Linked DNA regions of Mus musculus: region 2 is linked to region 1. Evidence: chromatin contacts called from ENCODE Hi-C or POLR2A ChIA-PET data. All regions are on one chromosome and are shown on one strand. The core of a region is the stretch at or near the end of the contact, and the rest is flanking DNA. Distances in the headings are between cores, read along the strand shown. Region 1 holds the start of Strn3 (striatin, calmodulin binding protein 3). Region 2 overlaps Ap4s1 (adaptor-related protein complex AP-4, sigma 1).

The links. A loop is a pair of places that touch in the nucleus more often than their neighbours do. ChIA-PET counts read pairs that join two places held with the same protein, here RNA polymerase II (POLR2A).
Region 2: a loop to region 1 is called in a map of heart, with 5 times the contacts of the local background. The contact joins the enhancer-like site here to the promoter of Strn3 in region 1. A Hi-C loop is called at or near these places in 11 of 37 maps with a recorded cell type or tissue (adrenal gland, gastrocnemius, heart and 1 more). POLR2A ChIA-PET finds 5 or more read pairs at or near these places in 4 of 5 experiments (Patski and embryonic stem cell).

What each region holds. Positions count from the first base shown.
Region 1 is chr12:51,687,308-51,694,449 of GRCm38, reverse strand. It overlaps Strn3 (striatin, calmodulin binding protein 3), which reads left to right and starts at 2,536. Exons shown (of 18, transcript NM_052973.2): 1 at 2,536-3,028. The coding sequence starts at 2,747. Ap4s1 (adaptor-related protein complex AP-4, sigma 1) reads right to left here and starts at 3,484. Exons shown (of 6, transcript NM_021710.4): 1 at 3,136-3,484.
Region 2 is chr12:51,726,805-51,733,946 of GRCm38, reverse strand. Ap4s1 (adaptor-related protein complex AP-4, sigma 1) reads right to left here. Exons shown (of 6, transcript NM_021710.4): 5 at 3,048-3,059. Among named protein-coding and RNA genes, the nearest start is that of Strn3, 38 kb to the right of the region's middle. Within about 2 kb of position 4,591, at least 2 of the 3 ENCODE cell types and tissues checked have a DNase peak (open chromatin) inside an H3K27ac peak, as active enhancers do; they include heart and left cerebral cortex, where a contact is called at or near this core.

The sequences.
Region 1 (7,142 bases), core at 1,287-3,786:
CTCCACCTACCCCAAATCATTCTGAAAGAAGGAGAATCTAGGCAGGAGCAGGGAGGAGTGACAGGTGAGAGGACAGGATAAATAGGAAGTTTCAAAGGGGACTGAAGAGAGGAAATGACTCAGCAAGGGGTCAGAGAGAGAATTCCAGTTAGGCAAGCTGAACTGTTAGAGTGTAACTGGGAGAATTTGTTATCTAAAAGTTCTAGAGACTCATTCCAGTGTTCTCAGGAGCAGTGGGCAGGAAGCACAATGTTAACAGTGTAAAACATCATCTCAGCAGAGCAGAAAACTTTGCTATTTGTTTCTGTTTCTTTGTTGAGACAGGGTTTCCTTGTGTAACAGTCCTGGCTATTCTGGAACTGGCTTTGTAGACCAGGCTGGCCTCAAACTCAAAGATCTGCCTGTCTCCACTTAAGACAGACAATAGAAGAACAACAGTTATCTTTTTGCAGGGTAGGTGGGGGGCAACCTTCCTGTGAGCTGAAGTGTGAAATGAGAAATATAAATGTGCAACTTGCTCTTTTGACATAATCACCAGCCATGTGGGCTTCAGATCCCTAAAAGCTTCCTTGTGTTCATAAAATAGGTACCCAGGATGTAAGTTTTTCTGAGCTTTTTATGTGTTCTTTCTTAAGGAATGGGACTGCTTGAGCCAGCTGTATGCTGATTGTCAATAACTCTTAGATAACAGTACTATTTCTTCATATAAAAAAAAAGATGTATTTACTTATGTGAGTACACTGTTGCTCTCTCAGACACACCAGAAGAGAGCACTGTATCCCATTTCAGATGGCTGTGAGTCACTGTGGTCGCTGGGAACTGAACTCAGGACGCCTAGGAGAGCAGTCAGTGCTCTTAACTGCTGAGCCATCTCTCCAGCCTCATTTCTTCATTTACTAAAGACTACATTTCATAAATATGGTAATAAGTGTAACAGATCGAATTAGTTCTTTATAACACAGCAGACATGACAAAATAAAATGTATTTCTTTTTCTCTCTGAAGTTATATGAAGTCACTTATATGCTCCAATGTGAAAATTTGAATAGGCTTTCAGAGTGAAAATAAAAGTTTAAAAACATAACCAATTTTATATACTATTTCTTGTATAGCTGTAAGTACTGTGTATTTTTCTTTTCATTTGCTGTTACATAGGTTATTAGGTTTTTTGTTTTTTTTTTCCTTCTTCTTCTTTCCTTTTTTGGCTTTTCCAGACAGGGTTTCTCTGTTGTCCTGGCTGTCTGGGAACTCTGCAGACCAAGCTGGTCTGAAACGAAACCCAGAGATCAGGTTGTCTACCTCTGCCTCCCGAGTGCTGGGATTAAAGACATGGTTCACCAAGCCCGGTAGCCAGGCTGTTACCTCAACTTACAGAAAGCCGGGCGTGGTGGCACGCCTCTCATCCCAGCACTCGGGTGGCAGAGGCAGGCGGATTTCTGAGTTCGAGGCCAGCCTGGTCTACAAAGTGAGTTCCAGTTCAGCCAGGGCTATACAGAGAAACCCTGTCTCGAAAAAACCAAAAAAAGAACTTACAGAAAAATGCACACTATAGCACCTAAAAACTGACCCTTTGTGTATGTAGTATTTCATTCTAAAACCATTTAATGATGAAGAAAGATATCGTTGTGTTGATTTAGTTCATCTTAAGTTCTATTTACAATACTTTCATTTTGTTTCGATCAAAATTTCTGCCACTAATGACAATATCTGCGTTCATTGACTTCTAAACATCAGTCTCTTTGAAAGTTATCGTTTGCCATCCAACCCACTATTCTCAAGAATTCAAGATATCACAACTTCTTCAGGAAAAAAAAAAAAAAAAAAAAAAAAAAAAAAAAAAAAGCAATAGCTCAAACACAGAGAATCTCAGAATAATAAAGACTTAAGAAGTTACAACGGGCGGCCAGGAGCACCGAAGTGGGACCAAAGAAGCAGGTTGCGACGAAGCCCAGGAGCCAGTGAGAAAGTCCGGAAGAATCTGGGCTATTTGCCAAACGTAGACGTCTCCAGAATCCTGCAGACTGACTGGTGCCACGAAACCAGAGGTCAAGTGAGTGACAGGCAGAAAAGAGGCCCGACCCTCTGGGACTGAGCAAAACACGCCAGGAATTCTAGAGAAACGTCAGGAATTCCAGGGCAGTACGGAGGACGCCTTGCACGCAGCTCCAGAGCCCAGGCCCTCAGCTGAGACCCACGCTGCCCCTAAGGATACGTGCGTGAGGAAAACGACCCGGAAGCCCGACGCCCACGCGCTTCCCCAAAGTCAAGGCAGCATCCAGATTCCACAGGCGTAGAAAAGCTGGGGCCCGGCGCCCGAGTTGGGGCGGGGCCCAGGCCTTTCCCCGCCTCCCGAAGAGCGGTCCATCCTCAGTGCGCCTGCGTGGGGTGAGGCCGGACTCTTTTTGGCTCTCCGGAGTGCGGCTTGCAGCGGCGTTCTCTACCCAGCGTGCCGTGCGCGAGCGGCGGCCCTCCGTCCCTCCTCCTCCTCCTCCGTCCCTCCTCCTCCTCCCGCCGCGGCCCCCCTCTCCCCCAAAGTGAGTGAGTGAGACGGGCAGATGGAGGAGGTACCGTAATGGCGGCGGCCGGCAGCTCCCTGCTCTGATCCGCGGCAAGCACACGGCAACGACCCCCTCCCCGGCCGTCTCCCGGCCGGCCCCCCGCCCTGCGGTCGGCGCGGGGCCACCGTCCCGGCCCTCCCCGCAGCTGTCGGCGTCTGGCACTGCGCCCCGGCCGGGGCCCCACACACAATGGACGAGCTGGCCGGAGGCGGCGGCGGCGGCCAGGGGATGGCAGCCCCTCCCCGGCCGCAGCAGGGACCCGGGGGGAACCTGAGCCTGCCGCCGGGAGCGAACGGAGCGCCGGGCGGCGGGGGTCCTCCGGCCGCCGAGGCGGCGGGGCCCCCGGCAGGCCCGGAGCTGTCCCGGCCGCAACAGTACACGATCCCGGGGATCCTACACTACATCCAGCACGAGTGGGCTCGCTTCGAGATGGAGCGGGCGCACTGGGAGGTGGAGCGGGCCGAGCTGCAGGTACGTCACCCGTCACCCCTCTCGACTGCGAGCTGGGGCCGGGGCCACGGGCCGCGGGGGTGGGGCCGGGGCTGAGGCCCGTGCCCTCAAGGGCGGAGGGGACCTACCTGAGCCGCTCCGGCCGGCGAGCGGTGACGGCGCGCCCGGCTCCCTCCTCACGGGCGGCGCGCTGCGGGCATCCTTGGGGCAGCCATTTTGGCTTTTAGCATGGCGTCCGCAGGGCTCCTCCGGAGCCACCTCTCCTGGGCCTCCGGGGTTTGGGCCCAGCGCCTCTGGGCGAGAGTCTGGCGTGGGCCCGCTAGGCACTGAGTTTGCGCTTGTGGGTCCCCTTGAGGGTGAGGCCACGCGGAGAGGGCCTGGGATGAGCGTCTTTGCCTCCTGGCTCCTGCACCCCCTTCCGATGTGGCGTCCTGCCCCCTCCCCCGCGCCTCGGTACGCACTTGCCCCTTGACAGCCACGCCGCTTCGGGCTACCGCCGCGCACAATGGCTCGCGGCCGGCCGGACAAGTTTGCCTTCCCATCCTCAACTCCTTTAAGTACCTGCGATGCCGCTCTACTCACTTGGATTTCCTTTAGCGCTTACTGATTCATCAACACTTTAACTGAATATTTCTCTCTTGAGTCGGCTTCTCTAGAGTTCCCTACTATATTCATGTTTTTACTGATGCAAAGCAAAGCTGGGCTGTCAGTACAGTATTTAGGAAATGTCTGCGGAAAGAATTGGTCTTAATTTGAAGTAGACCGTACTTATCGCTTAGTACAAGCTAAAACGGAGTTAAATGTCCACTTAATGTGATCCTCTGACAGACTTGGGTTATCCTAACTTTTGGAAGGTGACAGTTGCGGGTTCATGCCTTGAATTTTTAAAATTGCTGCATCTGTTTGAAAGGATTATTCAAGCTGGAGGATGACTGCGTTTAGTTTTAAGTTCCTTTCCAGGGTTTAATTTAAGCTTAGAAGAAAAAAAGCGTGTATCTAATTAAGCGTTGCACCTGTTTTTCAGACTTATAAATTTCGACATAAGCAATATTGTTCGTTATTATACACACACACACACAATAACTTTGGTGAGAAATAATGTTGAAACAACAGCGTGATTAATGAATGTAGAAAAGGTATCCTCAAATAAATATGAGTCTTCAGTTTGGTGTCGAATAGTAAACTTTTTAATTACATTGATTAATTTATTTCTGACCTGATTATTTACAAACTATAAACAATTTTATTCAAAAATTAAAAATACCCAGGTGTAGAGGCATAAGTCTTTAATCTCAGTGCTCAGGAGGGAGATGTTTAATATCCATGAGTTCAGGCCAGGCTGATTTATATAGAGTTCCAGGACAATTGCAGTTACATAAGAGTCTATCTTAAACAAACAAAAAAGTAAAAGAAAATTAGAAATAAGGTTGTTTCATTGTCAAAAGCATTGCAAAGCAATTGATTGGACCAGTAAACTTTTTTGGTTATGGGCTTTTGTTATTGTTTTGTGTTTTTGAAACTGGCTTTTTTCTCTGTGTACCTCTGGCTGTCCTGGAAGTAATTCTGTAGATCGGGCTGGCCTGCAACTCAGAGATCCATCTGCCTCTGCTGGGATCAAAGGTGTGTGCCCTCACCATCTAGTATTGTGGTTGCTTTTGAGACGGTCTCTGTTGTCTTGGGTGATCTGAAAACTCACTATGTAGAACAGGTTGGTTTAGACCTCTTAGAGGTCCACATGCTACCTCTTGAAGTGCTGGAATTATAAAGTCTTGTACCACCTCACCTGGCAAGCCAGTAAACTTTTATTTAACTCCACAAAGTGGGTGAAGTTAAATTTTACAACAACAAAATCCTACTTATTTTATATGACACCTTTAGTTCATTCCGTAATCTTAAAATTGTGCTTAAAAAATACATTTGTGTTTTAGAGATTACTACTTTCAAAAAAACTTATGTCAAAATTGCTGTGGTTTCTTTTAAATTTCTAGAGTCTACTATTGTTGGATTTAGAGTTTTGTGGGCATACATCTTTCTAGTATGTTGATGCCGACTTTTCCATGTGGATAGAGAGAAGGTAATCTGTTAAAAATTACATTGAGGCTTTTGCTGAATTGATAAACCACCAGGTCCATATATAGTATTTGATCCTTGTACTGTTGTTTTGATTTTCAAATTAGCACTTGAATTTGTCACTCAGGCATGATTAATGTAACTAGCTAAGAAAGCATCTTGTATCCAAATTAAGTTTTTTGTTGTTGTTGTTGTTACGTCTTTTTTTTTGTTTTTGTTTTGTTTTTTTTTTGTTTTTTTGAGACAGGGTTTCTCTGTGTAGCCCTGGCTGTCCTGGAACTCACTTTGTAGACCAGGCTGGCCTTGAACTCAGAAATCCACCTGCCTCTGCCTCCCAAGTGCTGGGATTAAAGACATGCGCCACCACGCCTGGCAACAAGTTTTACATTACTGAAATACATGGTTTTCTTTTTCATTGTTCCTGATCTTACTTAACAGCAACAGAAAAGGATTTTTAAGGATTCTGTAGCTTGGTTTCTTTCAGATTGATAGTCTTTATTTACTTGCTTTTCCCCTCCTTTTAAACCTTTTTATTATGTTTCATTATGTGTGTATATGTGCATGTGCACATGAGGTCAGGTCCTCAAAGGCCAGATGGTGGGTTCCTCTGGAGCTGGAGTTGCAGGTGTTGTGAGCCTCCCTGCTGTGGGGGCTGGGACTGGGACTAAGGTACCCTGGAAGATGTGCCATTTCTCCAGCTTGTTTACTCTGTTTAAAGAATGTTATATGATGTTCTCTGGTTCTATTTTATCCAGAGACATTCGCATTATTTTATACTGATACTTTTGGAATAAAATGTTCACGACTGGATTGTTTATATGTTCTTGTATGTGCTGTATATTTTAAAAATTGCCTTATTGGATTAATTGATAGTGTTTCAGATTTGTTTCTAGGATATTGAGTGTGCTTTAAGTGCTGTCACTCATTGTGTGTGGGTGGGGGCCAGGACTGTTTAGAAAAGCTGCCTGAACCTTGGTAGGTGGCTCACAGTGGCCTTGAATGCTATTAGTCTAAATAAAACTGCTTGTGAGTACATACTTCAAAGTTTTGTGTTGAATGTATGTGTAAAAAATTCATGTGTTGTATTTAAGCTGTAAGTTTAAAATTATTTCTGTTACTTTCCTAAAAACAAGACTACTACTACTTTAAAAAAAAAAGATTTATTTACTTTATGTATGAGTACAATTATAGCTGTCTTCAGACACACCAGAAGAGGGTGTCAGATCCCATTACAGATGGTTGTGAGCCACCATGTGTTTGCTGGGAGTTAAACTCAGGACCTTTGGAAGAGCAGTCAGTGCTCTTAGCCATCTCTCCAGCCCACAACTACTTCTGTTTTTATATGTAGTTCTGAATGTTCTACGTTTATCAACACTTTTTAAAAAAAGATTTATTTATTATTATATGTAAATACACTGTACCCTGTCTTCAGACCCACCAGAAGAGGGCGTCACATCTCATTACAGATGGTTGTCAGCCACCATATGGTTGCTGGGATTTGAACTCAGCACCTTTGGAAGAGCAGTCAGTGCTCTGACACACTGAGCCATCTCTGCAACCCAACACTTTTTTTTTTTTTTTTGAGACTATACTAGGCTAGACCTTAACTCCTGGGTATAAGTGATTCTCTGCCTCAGCCTCCTAGGTAGCAGGGACTAAGATGCAAACACACACTTTTTGGCTGTGTTGGAAAGTGAACTCTGAGCTTATGCATGCTATTTAGTGTCTGTGGTTTGTGATCTCCCACAGCACACAGATGGAGGTCAGAAGACAACTTGTGGGAGTCAGTTTTCACTTTTCACTATCAGAGCCCTGAGGATCCTACTCAGGTTGGCAAGCTTCTTTACCCCTCAACCATTTCACTATCTTTACAAAAAATTTTTTTTAATTCTTTAATTCTTTCTTCCCTGCTATCCTCAGTTTGAGTCTTGTCCCTTATGAACATTGCATAACACAATTCCCACCCTTCCCCCATCATGATTGACCTTCAAATTTCCACATCCTGTAGCTTTATACACTGTATTGGGTTTAAACTACATTTTCTGTTGTCAACTATTTCTTCCCC
Region 2 (7,142 bases), core at 3,342-5,841, 37 kb before region 1:
CAACAACAAAAAGGTAAAGGACAGATAAAAACACAAACTGTGGGTCTTGGTGTAGAAAATAAGTTGAAACTAGAAAGCTGGATCATTCCCGAAGTCTATAAAGACAAAAATATCTGCCTCTTTCCAGTAAACAGTAGTCAGTAAACAGTAAACAGTAAACAGTAGTCAGCATAAACACTTCAACACAACCAGCGAAGCTCATGCGAAGCTCGTGTGTATCTGCAGCGGCTCCACAGCTGGTCTAGGACAGCTGGGACTAGAAGCCCTTTTTTACGGGGCAGGTTACTCAGTGCCTCTCCGGATCCACGGCAGCATCCCAGGCCAGGCTGAGACAGTACCCAAGCCTCTCTGCTCTGATTATCCCTCTAAAATTAATGTGTCCTGCTCAGTACAAGGGGCAGTTAGTGGCAAGGCCAAAGTGGATCTTGAATTTTTTGAACTGCACAAGTGTCTGCTAGCTCTTGTCGTTTTCCAAATATATTTTCAAAAATCTTTTTTACCCTCCCATTCAGTTAGAAACAGATTTGTTTTGAATTACTTTAAGTGACTTAGTTAAGAATAAATGCCATGGGGCCGAAGAGATGGCTCAGTGGTTAAGAGCAAAGCTGCTCTTCCAGAGGACCTGGGTTCAATTCCCAGCACCCACATGGTGGCTCACAACCATCTCTAACTCTAGTTCTGGGGGGATCTGAGGGCCTCTTCTGGCCTCCAAGGGCACCAAGCACATACATACACAGATATATACACACAGAACAGCACATGCATGCATAGATATATACACACAGAACAGCATATACATGCACAGATATATACACACAGAACAGCACATGCATGCATAGATATATACACACAGAACAACACATACATGCACAGATATGTACACACAGAACAGCACATACATGCATAGATATGTACACACAGAACAACACATACATTAAATAAATAAATACTTAAAAAAAAAAGTCAGACTGTGACATACACTGCCCAATCTTGGCCTCTTAGGCCAAAAGGATCATAGGTGAAGGGTGTGGTAGTACACGCCTTTAATCCCAGCACTTGGGAGGCAGAGGCAGGCAGATTTCTAAATTCGAGGTGAGCCTGGTCTACAGAGTGAGCTCTAGGACAGCCAGGGCTACACAGAGAAACCCAGTCTCGAAAAACCAAAAAAAAAATAAAAAAGATTGAAGTGTTTTCAAAAGCTGTCTTTATCACTTTTAAATGATAAGCATATTTTAATAAAATGCCTATCTTTTCTTTTATTTTATGTGTGTGTGCGTGAGTGGGTTTATTTTATTTTATGGCTTTTTTGCGTACCATGTCTCACTGTGTAGCAATGGCTGGCCTAGGTTTCACTGTGTAGACCTCGCTGGCCTGGAAGTCACAGAGATCTGCTTGCCTCTGCCTCCTGAGTGCTGAGACCAAAGCTATGCGCCCCATGTCCATCTCAGGGGCACCTATGTGCACTACATGTATCTGGGGTTCAGAAGAGGCCCTGGGACCCGTGGACCCACAGTGACAGGGAGTTGTGAGCTGCCTGACGGGGGTGTTCAGAGGCAAGGCCAGGTCCTCTCAGGAGCAGTCTGCACTCTAACCACTGAGTTTTCTCTCTGGCGTCAAAGCAGGCAGATAATCTTTGAAGTCACATGCTATACTTTTGGAGACTTACAAAAAGCCTGGAGAGTGCCTGCCTCCATCTGGGACCCTGGCTGTGTTTATTCTTTGTAAGACGCTAGGTCTGAATCCAGGGCCAAGCACATGCTAGGAGGTATCCTGCCCCTGTGCTGCATCCCCAGGCCAAGCACATGCTAGGAGGTATCCTGCTCCTGTGCTGCATCCCCAGGCCAAGCACATGCTAGGAGGTATCCTGCCCCTGTGCTGCATCCCCAGGCCAAGCACATGCTAGGAGGTATCCTGCCCCTGTGCTGCATCCCCAGGACACGCACATGCTAGGAGGTATCCTGCCCCTGTGCTGCATCCCCAGGCCAAGCACATGCTAGGAGGTATCCTGCCCCTGTGCTGCATCCCCAGGCCAAGCACATGCTAGGAGGTATCCTGCCCCTGTGCTGCATCCCCAGGCCAAGCACATGCTAGGAGGTATCCTGCCCCTGTGCTGCATCCCCAGGACACGCACATGCTAGGAGGTATCCTGCCCCTGTGCTGCATCCCCAGGCCAAGCACATGCTAGGAGGTATCCTGCCCCTGTGCTGCATCCCCAGGCCAAGCACATGCTAGGAGGTATCCTGCCCCTGTGCTGCATCCCCAGGCCAAGCACATGCTAGGAGGTATCCTGCCCCTGTGCTGCATCCCCAGGACACGCAGACAGTTTCGATTTAAAAGAGCGAAAGGACTTTTTCTGCTATAAAGAAATGAACATAAGCCAGGCAATGTCTTTAACCTCCAGCTAATCTCCCAGAATGCCTCCTTCTGCTCCTGAGGAGCTGTCTGGAAGTTTATCCTGGAGGCCTAAAAATGCAGCCTCTCGGAGAAAACCAAGCACTTTCTCTGTGGGATACACATTTTGAACAAATCTATCTGATTTATATACATACATATAATATTTATATATCTATGTTTATATGTAATAGTTATTTTTAATATATAATTTATTTTTATTTCATGTGCATTGGTGTTTTGCCTACATGTATGCCTGTGTGAGGTGTCAGAAACTCTGGAATTAGAGTTCCAGAGAGTTGTGAGCGGCCACGTGGGTGCTGGGAATTAAACCCGGGTCCTCTGGAAGAGCAGCCAGGGCTCTTAACCACTGAGTCATCTCTCCAGTCCCATACCAGTTATTTTTAAATACCACCACCCCAGTTCTTTGTTTGGAGAAAAAGAAAAAGGAACCTCACAAAGTATCATCTTTGAGAGAGGAGGGCTGGGAAGTCCTGGGGCCCAAGCGCTGGCTGTGGCGCAGCCTTGGCAGAGTTGCAGATTAGTGTCCTGGATTCTGCCAAGTCACCCTCCAGCGTGATGGCACTTACCTGATGGTCACATCCTGAGTGTGCTTTTTGCCACATACCATGGAAAAATGTACAGAAAAAGGATACATCTAATTCACTCTGAAAAAGAACACAAGAACACACAATACACGGTGAGAAGATGACCCCAGACAGCACCGCCAGCTGCACAGTCAAGGCCTGCCCTGCCTCCCAGCCAGGCAGCAGCAAGGGTGGCTCTATGCCTGCTGGAGCCAGAGTGGGGGAGCCGCAGCTGGAAACCAAGATAGGGAAAAGAAGGTGAGGGTTAAAAAGCTGCAGGCTAGAGGGTAGAGGGAGAGGCGGGGTTGATGGCTCATACCTGGAATCTTGGGAAGCTGAGGCAGGAGGATGGCTACGAACTCAGGCCTGCCTAGGCTAACAGAGTAAGTTCCTGTCTCAAAACATCAGACAAAAACAGAAGCAAACCAAAGTATGGGGAATAATAAAGAATCAGAAGCCTCAGGAATATGCCTTCTCTTTGTATCCATTGATTTACTTCGAAAGCATATCGTAGGAGGCTGAGAGAATGCTGATGGGATAGATGGGTGAAGCGATTACAACAGCAAACTATGGATAGTAAGCCAAGGAACTCTGGGGGGGGGGGTTATGTCAGTAAATTATAGCCATCAACAAACTACAGTGTAGATGTCTAATTACTAGCAAGCTGCAAAGTAAAATGCAGGTTACCAACTGCTATGCAAGCTGGGAGGTGTAGCTCAGGGTACAGTGTGCACCCTGCCCTACGGTTGATCTCCATACCACAAAGTTAAATAACATTAAAAAATGGTATGTGATCAGAACTCTGTATTCATGAATCCCACATCCACTAACTAAGCACTCTGCGAAGTCCTTGGAACAGACTGTGCTTGTACCGAGCACACACGCTTTCCCTCTGCCATGACTTCTTAGGGCTGACAACTGCTCATACAGCGTTTACGCTGTGCTAGGTGCTAAAGTAACTCAGATGTGTTAGAGTTTGAGGGAGTGTGTGTTAGCCATGCAGTGTGTGTCATGCCGACACCAACCACTGCACAGAAGGGACTTAAGCGGGTAGGGATTTGGTACCCACAGGGCTGTGGTGGGGCCTAGAACTCATGTCCCAACACTGTCAGTATCATCCTACAGACAGATGTTTATCGAGATGTCCAGTTTCAAAGTTACAGGGGGGTGAACTAGGTCTAAAGGGCTTGTACCTCTAAACAGATGTCCCTAAATGACGGGCCCCTGCCACTCTTCTGCCTGCTTTGAAAGCACCCTGTCTGAAGAACGCTTTGAGGTTCACAATGAAACTGAGATGCAGGGATAGAACTGTCTCACACACACGCCTGCCTGGATTTTTGTTCACAGTGAGGGTCTTCGTTACTCTTCTGCTTACAGGTCACTCACGGAGTCCACACTGGGCGCCACTCTGGCGGTGTACAACCTGAGTCTTAACAGATGGGTAACAACAACAACCCATCCTCTTTGTTTTCCTGCTTCTCTGCACTGAGTTTTTGTCAATAAAATAGTTATGCAGTGGGGACAGGAGATGGAAATGAGGTCATATGCGATAGGGAGGGAGAGGAAGCCCGGCCGCCTCTCTCCACAGCAGCAGTGCACCCTGGGAACCCCCGGAGACTCACCAGTTTGGCTTTTGTTTTGAAAGTATGACACTGAGATGTTTTTCTCGTGCAACAGCATGAAATGCATTCCAAATTTAAGCTGCCGAAACTCTCTAAGATAAAAATACCCCAGGAAGAATGCTCAAAACTCACAAAGCTAAAAATAAGCCTTAGCTGACAGGGCACCCTGTGAGGCTGCGGCCTTGTTCCTTCCCCGAGCTCTTCCTTCTTCCTGTCGCTCTGCCCTGGTTAGATCCCGATGGGGTCATCCCTGGTGCAGCACGAGCCCTGCACTGTCACCTGAGTTAAGTTAAACCTGACTCTTGACTTTTATGGTCCATGGAGTCACCAGCTCGCTCCCTAAAATGACAGCTATAATTCTACATGTGCTGTTTATTTTTAGTAACTGAATATGACAATAACTTAAACACTCTTCAGCAGCAGAGTCTGAGCCTCCTTTTTTGTCCTCCCTGCTTTAAGACATTTTGGAAATTATATTCTTTCTGGGTGAGTGTCACTTGAAAGTGGGGTATCACAGACCCTGGCTTGCCTCCAGTCTATTCTAACATGAGAGTGGTCTCCTGGAGGAGCAGGGGCCAGGGCTGGGCTGATAATTTGGCCACCACCTGCCCAATGTAGGTTTACACTGGACTCATTACAATCCAATAATGTTTCAGTTTCCTAGTCACACTAAGTGCACTGTACATACGCAGAGCTGCCCACAGTAGTAGCTGGCAGGCTGGCAGTATTTCTAGCATTGGGAAGGGTTATAGACATTGCTTACGTATGATTCTCTGTCTACACAGTCAACACAGACAAAGGTTTAAGGCTACTTTCCTGTCCACTATCCCAGAATGCCCAGCTTTGGAAATCATCTGATCTCTTCTCTAGTTCCAAGCTGGGGGGGATGGGGGGGCCGGCGCCCATCCCTTGGAGATACATGACTTGCATTGCCATTGGCCAGCAGCCATCTTCCAAGTTCCATCTCTTGAAGTAGGAAATTGCTGACAGGCCTCATGTATTAAGATTACCTTAATGCGGGCTGGTGAGATGGCTCAACGGGTAAGAGCACCCGACTGCTCTTCTGAAGGTCCTGAGTTCAAATCCCAGCAACCACATGGTGGCTCACAACCATCTATAAGGAGATCTGACTCCCTCTTCTAGAGTGTCTGAAGACAGCTACAGTGTACTTACATAGAATAAATAAATAAACATTAAAAAGATTACCTTAATGCTCCCAAGCTTTACCGTGTATCAGAATCACTAGAAGGCCTGGTAAAATCAGACTGAGGGACACAGGCAGAGTTTCTGATCCTGTGGGACAGGGTGCAGCCCAGAGCTTGGATTTCTAGCAAGTTCCCAGTTCATACTGCTGTTCAAGGTGCCAGACTCTGGGGGCCACTGCACTGAGGCAATGAATGAACTGGCTGCTTCCCCATGAAGAGCTTCTGAAATGCATCCCAGGCCATGGAAATTGGATTAAAGACATAACTTCCTTGTTCTTTTTGAGAGAGAGTCATGTGTGATGGTTTGTATATCCTTGGACCAGGGAGTGGCACCATATGAAGGTGTAGTCCAGATTAAAGGTGAGTTCCACCCACCTTTAATCCGGATGACCTTGAACTCAGAGATTTAATCTTCTGGAATCCATAGCCACTATGCTTCAAGATCTCCATACCAAGATCCAGATCAGAATCTTCTATCTCCAAGCCTCCAGATAAGGGTCACTGGTGAGCCTTCCAATTCTGGATTGTAGTTCATTCCAAATATAGTCAAGTTGACAACCAGGAATAGCCACTAAGGTCATGTGTTGTCTAGGTTGGCTTCTAACCCAGCATGTAATCAAGAAAGACCTAGAACTCCCAATCCTCTTGCCTCTCTCTACCTCTCCCATATCTCAGAAGACATAGCTTCTAGTCCTGAGCGTGGCATTCTGGTACTAGTGTGCTCAGTATCACTACCTTCAGAGCAGTGTCCACTCACTGCCGCGGGAAGCAGCAGTGTGGACCAGCTCCCTCCTAAGCTTTTTATACAAAGGCAGAATGAAATAAACAAACTTGAGAGACAGTAATTGAGGGCTACAGCTCAGCTGGTAGAGTGCTTGCTCGGTAAGCACAACACCTTCAGGACTGTGCCCACGGGGTGTGTTATAGTAGTCTATGATCCCAGGACTAGGCAAGAGGAGGCAGGAGGAGATCTGAAGTTCAAGGATAACTGGTATGGTGGTTTCAATATGCTTGGCCCATGGGAAGTGGCACTATTAGTAGGTATGGCCTTACTGGAGGAGGTATATATATATATATATATATATATATATATATATATATATATATAGTCGAGTCTGGCCAATGTGATCCAGACCTTGGTAGCCTACAGAAGAAAATCTCTTCCTGGTTGCCTTTAGATCAAGATGTAGAACTCTTGGCTCCTTCTCCAGCACCGCGTCTGCCTGCAGGCTGCCATGCTTCTTCTCACGATGATGACAGACTAAACCTCCGAAACTGTAAGCCAGTCCCAATTAAATATTTTTCTTTGTCAGAGTTGCCTTGGTCATGGTGTCTCT